Regions from separate parts of the Homo sapiens genome. Here region 2 is linked to region 1. Evidence: read pairs that join two places in POLR2A ChIA-PET (ENCODE). Cell type or tissue: GM12878. All regions are shown on one strand. Each heading gives the region's core, and the rest is flanking DNA. Links, peaks and the distances in the headings are about the cores only. Region 1 overlaps DRC9 (dynein regulatory complex subunit 9). Region 2 overlaps FYTTD1 (forty-two-three domain containing 1).

What was found. ChIA-PET counts read pairs that join two places held together with the same protein. Peaks named below come from ENCODE experiments on the same cell type or tissue, not always from the same donor. Only the 100,000 strongest peaks of a DNase experiment are listed, where the experiment ranks them.
Region 2: POLR2A ChIA-PET joins it to region 1 with 7 read pairs; 4 of 35 experiments call an interaction of 5 or more read pairs at or near these places.

The regions. Positions count from the first base shown.
Region 1 is chr3:197,891,174-197,895,573 of GRCh38, forward strand. It overlaps DRC9 (dynein regulatory complex subunit 9), which reads right to left. Exons shown (of 12, transcript NM_032263.5): 10 at 1,455-1,586; 11 at 273-374. It also overlaps the pseudogene RNU6-858P. Among named protein-coding and RNA genes, the nearest start is that of RPL35A, 57 kb to the right of the region's middle. In GM12878, for the core only: no CTCF peak of the experiment used is centred there; no DNase peak of the experiment used is centred there.
Region 2 is chr3:197,751,171-197,755,570 of GRCh38, forward strand. All of the region lies in intron 1 of FYTTD1 (forty-two-three domain containing 1), which reads left to right. Among named protein-coding and RNA genes, the nearest start is that of FYTTD1, 3.5 kb to the left of the region's middle. In GM12878, for the core only: no CTCF peak of the experiment used is centred there; no DNase peak of the experiment used is centred there; H3K4me3 peaks cover 3,077 bases; H3K27ac peaks cover 1,548 bases.

The sequences.
Region 1 (4,400 bases), core at 326-4,325:
TCTGATATTTCGTCTCTTGGCCTAGGTTTTGCTTCCGCTGCTAACCACCTCTTTTTCCCCAGATGAAGAGCTGGGGGCACGTCCTTTTCTATGTTAACTGTCTCCCTGCACCATGGACTGTTGGCAAATTCTAATAATAACAAAAGTCCATGCTTCTTCTCAGATCTGCAGTTCCTTGATATACTGAGATGTGTTTGATAATGAATTGGAAATGCTTTTGTGTTCCTCAGTGTTAAGCCAGCTGTGGCGAGATACTGATTATGGTTCTTTACCTTTATAACGCTCTTTAATTCCAAGAGATCCTGTTTTACCTTCTTCTTGCTCCTCTCCTTTTCTATACGATCTTCAATGATGACCTGTTCATACTCTCTTATCTGCAAAGATAGACATTCATCATTTATTATAGTACTCTCTTGGCTAAGCTGTAGCCCAGCCAGCCCTGCACTTTTAATATAAAATTTCAAAATAAAACATGCTCAATCTAAAGATAAACCAAAGAAAAAAATGTAATAGATTCCTAGATGGTAAATATTCACATATTAACTTTATAATTGTTCCCAAAACTTTTTCAGTTTTAATAATTCAAATTTAAATTCTATCTTTTATAAAAAATGAAATATGAATTAATGTGTGATCAATGATCTCAAAATAATATGGATTGTTTTTTAAACTTTGGGAGAATGTACATACACAAGTAGTCAGCTGTCTTTTTTGTTTGTTTGTTTGTTTTGAGACAGAGTCTCACTCTGTCTGTCACCCAGGCTGGAGTGCAGTGGCGCAGTGTTGGCTCACTGCAACCTCCGCCTTCTGGGTTCAAGTGATTCTTGTGCCTCAGCCTCCTGAATAGCTGGAATTACAGCCACGTGCCACCATGCATGGCTAATTTTTGTATTTTTAGTAGAGATAGGGTTTTGCCATGTTACCCAGGCTGGTCTCAAACTCCTGATCTCTACTGATCTGCTCGCCTCGGCCTCCCAAAGTGCTGGGATTATAGGCGTTAGCCACCATGCCCAGCAGTAGCTGACTTTTGAAAGAAATTTAGGAAGTTCTGCATTTATTCCATAATGAAACCATAATCACAAGCTTGTTAGAAATCATCACTGACTCTCTCCAGAGGTCATAAACTAAGAATAATCACAGTATCTGTCTCAAGGGGCTGTGTGGGTAGCACCTTGGACAGAGTAGGCACTACGTAAGTTAGCTACTGCAGCTGTCCCCGTCAGCAGCAGCAGCATCTAAAAAGAATCCTGGTGGCTTATAAGCGCACCTCTACTTTTGACCCCAAATAGCAATACCCAGCTACTGTGGCCTATTTGCCACTCCTTCCTCGGTGAGCACCCTGATTCCTTCCACTCCCTCCTCAGTGAGTGCCCTAATTCCTTCCACTCCCTCCTCAGTGAGCACCCTAATTCCTTTCACTCTGTCCTCAGTGAGCGCCCTAATTCCTTCCTTACCATCTTTGCCAGGTCTTGAAGGTGTGCTAAGTCACTGGCCTTTGTGGCTTTGAGAGCATTTAGTTCATTCTGTTTCATTTCTGTGTCCTTATCGTATTTCTCCATCCAGAACTCCAGCCTCTCCTCAAGTTTCTATTTGGAAAGAACATGAAAACATGGCATTCAGCAGACACAAAACGCTGTATACTGTATGATTCCACTTATACGAGTTTCAAGATTAAGCAGAACATTCCATAGTGAGAGAAGGCAGAACAGTAGTTACTTACCTGGGTGGAGAGTTGGATTTCTGATTGGGAATGGGGGTGAGGGGGACTTTGGGATGCTGTAAATGTTCTCTGTATCTTTATCCAGGTGGTGGTTACATGAATGTGTATACATAACTGTTCATCAAACTATACACTAAGTACTTACACATTTTACTTGTATGTTAGTGAATTTTAAAATAGGGGGCCAGGCGCGGTGGCTCACGCCTGTAATCCCAGCACTTTGGGAGGCTGAAGTGGGCGGATCACCTGTGGTCAGGAGTTCGAGACCAGTCTGACCAACGTGGAGAAGCCCCGTCTCTACTAAAAATACAAAATTAGCTGGGCATGGTGGCGCATACCTGTAATCCCAGCTACTAGGGAGGCTGAGGCAGGAGAATCACTTGAACCCAGGAGGCGGAGGTTGCGGTAAGCCCAGATCGCGCCATTGCACTCCAGCCTGGGCAATAATAGCAAAACTCCGTCTCAAAAAAAAAAAAAAAAAAAAAAATAGGGGGAGGAGGGTAATCTAGATGTCTGGATAAGGGAAGTTGCAATGAAGAGGAAACAAAAGGTATGTAGAAAAGTCTGAAGGATAAGGAATAGCATCGGATCTCTCTTTGATTGACAGCACTAAATCCTAGTCAAGAAGGATACAATGTATTCAAAATTCTAAAAGAAAATGAATGTAGGGCCGGGCGCAGTGGCTCACGTCTGGAATCCCAGCACTTTGGGAGGCCGAGGTGGGCAGATCACAGAGTCAGGAGATCGAGACCATCCTGGCTAACACGGTGAAACCCTGCCTCTACTAAAACTACAAAAAAAAAAAAAAGCCAGGCATGGTAGCCGGCACCTGTAATCCCAGCTACTCGGGAGGCTGAGGCAGGAGAATCTCTTGAACCCGGGAGACAGAGGTTGCGGTGAGCCAAGATTGCGCCACAGCACTCTAGCCTGGGTGACAGAGTGAGACTCCGTCTCAAAAAAAAAGAAAAAGAAAGAAAAGCAAGTGAATGTGAATCAAAGATTCTACACATAGCCAACCCAGCATTCAAATGTAAAGGAAAGAAAGACTATACTCAATATTTCTGAGAGAGTTATTCAAGGATGTACTACTGTAGCAAAATAAAATGAAAGAGATATATTAAGAAATGGAAGAGAACCAGTAAAACATGTATTTAAGCTATGTGATAGTTTTTAATCATAAATCATAATTCAGAATTAAAATCCCAAAGTAGGCAGGATAGTCTAGTTGAAAGAGCACAACTCTGGCACTGAAAGAAAGTTTACTTAAATTCTCTAAGCTTCTGGTTCCCTCATATATAAAATTCTATACCTAGCCAATAATACAGTATTACTATTACAGTCATAGTACAAACCTCAGAGGGTTGTTGTGATGCTGAAATAATCCTTGTGAAGTCCACCCACAATGCGCATATATATACATAATATCTGCATATATATTATCACTATATATATTTACATATAAAGTGAATGACTTCAACATGGGATGAAGAGCGAGAGAAGAGGTAAGTGAAGTCTCTTTGCCTTAATAAAGGCAAAAGAAGGTATAAACATTGACTAACTCTCGACAGAGAAATTCTAAAAGTATAAAAATATATGTTAACATTTTAAGAGTTGTGCTCACTTCAGTAACATATATACCAAAATTGGAACAATACAGAGATGATTAGCATGGCTCCTGCGCAAGAGTGACACACAGATTCGTGAAGCATTCCATATTTGTGTACTTTCTAGAAACAAAAAATTTAAAGGTTACCCCTAAAAGAACAGAAATGTGTAACTTTCAGACTCGGGGACGATGCACCTCAAGAGTGAAACATTGAGAAGTTCCTTAGGTGGCACATAGCATAGAATTTTTTAAAAACATGGCTATAGTCAATCATTGCGATTACACTGAGCGGGGTGGCTTGTGCCTGTAATCCCAGCAGTTTGGAAGGCAGAGGTGGGAGGACTGCTTGAGGCCAGGAGTTTGAGGCCACCCTGAGCAACATAGTGAGACCCCATCTCTACAAAAATGTTTTTAATTAGCCAGGTGTGGTGGCGCCTGTGGTCCCAGCTACTCAGAGCCGAGGCAGGGTGATTACTTCAGCCCAGGATTTGAGGGTGCAGTGAGCTATGATTACGCCACTGCACTCCAGCCTGGGCAATGGAATGAAACCCAGTCTCTTAAAAAAAAAAATCTGATTATGTTAGAACAACATGTCAGTTTGGTGCTGTCACATCTCTTACATCTTCTCTTTCTTCCTCTTGTTAACACTTAAAAACAAAAACAAACAAACAAAAAAAACAAAGAGGGAACAGGCTCCAGACAGGCAAAAAGGTCTGGCTACAAGGTAATAACATCATTTGGTATTTTTTGCAATTCTATTTACATTATTTTATTTATTTATTTACTTTGAGATAAGGTCTGGATCTGTCACCCAGGCTGGAGTACAATGGCACAATCTTAGTTCACTGCAGCCTCCACCTCCAGGGCTCAAGTCATCCTCCCATCTCAGCCTTCTCAGCAGCTGGGACTACAGGTGTGCAACACCATGTCCGGCTACTTTCTTGTATTTTTTGGTAGTGATGGGGTCTCATTATGTTGCCCAGGCTGATCTCAAACTCCCAAGCGATCCACCCACTTCAGCCTCCCAAATTGCTGGGATTACAAGTGTGAGGCACCATGCCCAGCCTATTTATA
Region 2 (4,400 bases), core at 194-4,193, 140 kb before region 1:
TGTGTCTTTTGTTGTGGTTTATCTGGAACGTTTTTGGTTCCAGGTGAGATGGGAACTATTGATTTCTACGATTGCCACAGTCAGAATCCAGTATGTGAACTAAGCAAATGATCAGAAATAATAGGTTTGGCCTCAAGTCTTGCCTTGCTGCTGGTTAGTAGTGAGCTTGTAAGAAATGAGAAAGCTGGGGCTGGGCGCGGTGGCTCACGCCTGCAATCCCAGCCCTTTGAAGGCGGAGGCGGAGGCAGGCAGATGGCTTGAGCCCAGGAGTTCGAGACCAGCCCGGGCAGCAAGGTGAAATCCCATGTCTACTAAAAATACTAAAATTAGCCGGGCGTGGTGGCCGCGCGCCTGTAATCCCAGCTAAGACATGAGAATAGCTGGAACCCGCGGGCGGATGTTGCAGTGAGCCGATTGCGCCACTGCACTCCAGCCTGGGCGGCAGAGCGAGACCCTGTCTCCCCCCGCTCTCCCCCCCCGCAAAAAAGAGAGAGAAACCTTTTGAGGTAAGGCCAACAAATAATGTAATAATGAATATTTATTGAGTGCTTACTACCTACCAGGTCCTGTACTAAGCATTTTATATGTTAACTCAGTTTATCCTCGTCATAACTCTGTGAGGATTCTAGCGATGGAGAGCACGGAACCCAGAACCACATTGTCTCAGTTCAGGTCCTGGACTAAGCATTAAATTAAATTAATTAATTAATTAATTATTTGAGACGGAGTCTGGCTCTGTCGCCCAGGTTGGAGTGCAGTGGTGTGATCTCGGGTCGCTGCAACCTCCGCCTCCCGGGTTCCAGCAGTTCTCCTGCCTCAGCCTCCCGAGTAGCTGTGATTACAGGCACACGCCAGCGCTGGTGGCCGGCTAATTTTCATATTTTTAGTAGAGACAGGGTTTCACCATGTTGGCCAGGCTGGTCTCGAACTCCTGACCTCAGGTGATCTGTCTGCCTTGGCCTCCCCTACAGGCGTGAGCCGCCGCACCCGGCCAGCATTTTATATATTAACTCAGTTTATCCTCATGATAAGTCTGTGAGGGTTGTACTCCTAGTGATTGACAGCATGGAATCCAGATCCACACTGTCTCCTTTCAGGTCCTGCCTCTGCCACTTTGTAACCATGTAACCGTGGGCAGATGATTTCCCAGTGCCTCATCTGTAGAAAGGTGACAGTAAGTAGTGTTTACCACATAGGGTTGCTGAAAACATTAAATGAGTCAGAAGGCATATGTGAACTGCTTAGAACAGGACCTGGTACACAGCACTGTATTTTTCCACATACACTATATATATGTGTGTATGTCTGTATGTATGCTTTTATTTTTATACATACACTATATGTAGTATGTCTGTATATATGCCTTTATTTTTATACATACACTGTATGTGTGTATGTATATATGGCTTTATTTTTCTACATACACTACATATATGTGTATGTATGTCTATGGCTTGGTTATTTTTATACATACACTATATATATGTGTATGTATATATGGCTTTGTTATTTTTATACATACACTACATATATGTGTGTATGTCTATATATGGCTTGGTTGTTTTTATACATACACTATATATATGTGTGTATGTCTGTATATATGCTTTTGTTATTTGTTGTTATTTCCATTTTACAGAAATCAGAGGCATAGAGAAATTAAGTAACTTGCTCGAAGTCATACAAGGTAGTTAAGTGGTGGTGCCAGGATTTCAGTCTGATTCTAGAGCCTCAAGTTGTTTTACACCTAGATTTCTTACGTTTCTAGGTTTTCTGTTTTCTTTTTTGTATGTGTTTTGTTTGATGATTAGTACGTTCAAGTGAAGAAAACTGAGGGGTAGTTCTCTTGGAGGTAGCAATGAAGTGCTGTGGAGAGCTGAAACAGCTTGATATCTTTCTTTCCCCCAGGAACATACAGCAGTCCCTCTATTGCCTTTCTTTTGGTGAGAATTTTACAGAAATGGGATGAAGAGATCATCCCATTTCTATCCTAGACATCATCTATCCTAGGCAGTTACTATGCTTTGTGAATGTTTAATCTTACCAGGTTTGCAGAGGTTTTTTTGTTTTAAATCATGGCTTTGCCAGGTGTATATGAATTTCACATAGAGTACCAAGTTTACCAATAGCTGGCCTCATGGTTCAATTCCTTAATTTGAAAATCGGTGTTATGGTGATACTTATTTCATAGGATTGTTGTGAATTAAGTGAATACATGTCAGAACTGTTGGTACTAACATTGCTGGTGCCTGTGCTGTAGTACTTACCACCACCACTGCTGCTACTGCTGCTATTACTATTACCATGTATATTCCTCTAGTGCTATGGAAGAAACTTAAAATAGCTCATTGTAAGGAATTTTTTTTTTTTTTTAATTCTGATACCTGTGTATCTATTCATTGGGCAGGAGAAAGCCGTTTTCTTTTTTTAGATTGAAAGAATCCTCTCGGCCATGGTAGCTCATTTGACTTATTTGAAGATATAGGTAGTAAAATGTTGAAATGTGAAATGTAATTTTATATTTAATATGCTCTGCTACTTCTGATTTTTAGTTATATTTAGACTTTATATGCTGTATTTTATTTTATTTATTTATTTATTTTGAGACGGAGTCTTGCTCTGTCGCCCAGGCTGGAGTGCAGTGGCACGATCTCGGCTTCCCAGGTTCACAACATTCTCCTGCCTCAGCCTCCCAAGTAGCTGGGACTACAGGCGCCCACCGCCACACCCGGCTAATTTTTTGTATTTTTTAGTAGACACAGGGTTTCACCATATTAGCCAGGATGGTCTCGATCTCCTGACCTCATGATCCGCCCACTTCGGCCTCCCAAAGTGCTGGGATTACAGGCGTGAGCTACCGCACCCGGCCTATATGCTATATTTTAAGATGAACTTTGTTAGTCAGAATTGTACTTTGCCTCTTTTTTTTAATGCTCCCCAGACAAAATTCATTTTTTTGGTTTACTCTCAAGGCTTGAGATTTTAGACTTTTGATGAAGAGTAAGTAGCACTTTGTGAAAGGAAAGTGGTGTCTCATAAATAGTGTCTTCCTTGGTATTCCCTTTATGCTTATTGAGATACATGTTTATATATCTGATGTTGACCTTTTAATTTTTTACAAAAGTTTTTGAGTGCCCTTAACTTTGATGAACTTTTTCGTAGTTGGACATTAATTTCAAGAAGACAACTAAATATTTTGGGGAGATTTGAGATATTTTGTGTGAATATTTGAGTGTAATTAAGAGTCTTAAAGATTAGAGATTGGTTAGGTAGAACAGTAATATATTACAAAGGACCTTCAAGTTATATTTCCTTCTCTGACTTCTGGAAAGACTAATTATAGTGACAAAAAAATTGAGTTTAATTAGTTTCATAGAGTTTTATTAAGAATTTGTTGACTGTATGCAATTTCTTTGTTTTATTTGCTTTCTCAATTATGAAATAATACTGGAATTAGGACTATGGAGGAAATGTTTGTGGGTTTTTTTTTTTCTTTCTTTTTTTTTTTTTTTGAAAGACAGTCTTGCTCTGTTGCCTAGGCTGGAGTGCAGTGGCGTGATTGTGGCTCACTGCAGCCTTGACCACTTGAGCTCAAGGAATTCTCCCACCTCAGCCTCCTGGGTAGCTGGGACCACGGGCACGCACCACCATGCCTGGCTAATTTTTAAAAATTATTTGTGGAGATGAGGTTTTGCTGTGTTGCCCAGGTTGGTCTCGAACTCTTGGGCTGAAGCATTCTCCCATCTCACCTCTAAAAGTGCTGAGGTTACAGGCATGTGCCCAGCTGGATATTTCTTAAATGAGTATTTTTGGCTTCTAGTAACCTCTTTTAACAGATATAAATGGGAATCTGGAGTACATTTAGTTTTCTGGTCTTCACCTTGTTCTGTTGTGTATTTTTGTTTGTGAATTACCTTGGGGCAGTTTGGAAGTATGTTTGGAAGTAATGAGGCTTAGATCAGTGTAGAAAGAAAAATAAGGTAACTTGAAGTACTTTGCTAGAGGTGAGTCATTAGTATTTTTTGTACTATACCTTTATTATGGCACTTGTTTAATTTTGTATTTGCTATTTGCATGTCTGTTTCCATCAGTACTTTTAAACTTATTTAGAAAAGGGACCGTATTTTACTTTTGTTTCAGTTACAGCACAACCTGACACATATATTTGTTGCATGTAGTATATGCTCAGTAAATATTTGCTGAATTTCAACATTTAGTATTTTAGTTGAATGGTTTAATTTTTGATTACCTATATATTGGAAGGTGGTCATCTTTTTTTACTTTTTCTTTTTTTTTATGGAGTCTCGCTCTGTCACCCAGGCTGGAGTGCAGTGGTGCGATCTTGGCTCACTGCAACCTCTGCCTCCCGAGTTCAACCAATTCTTCTGCCTCAGCCTCCC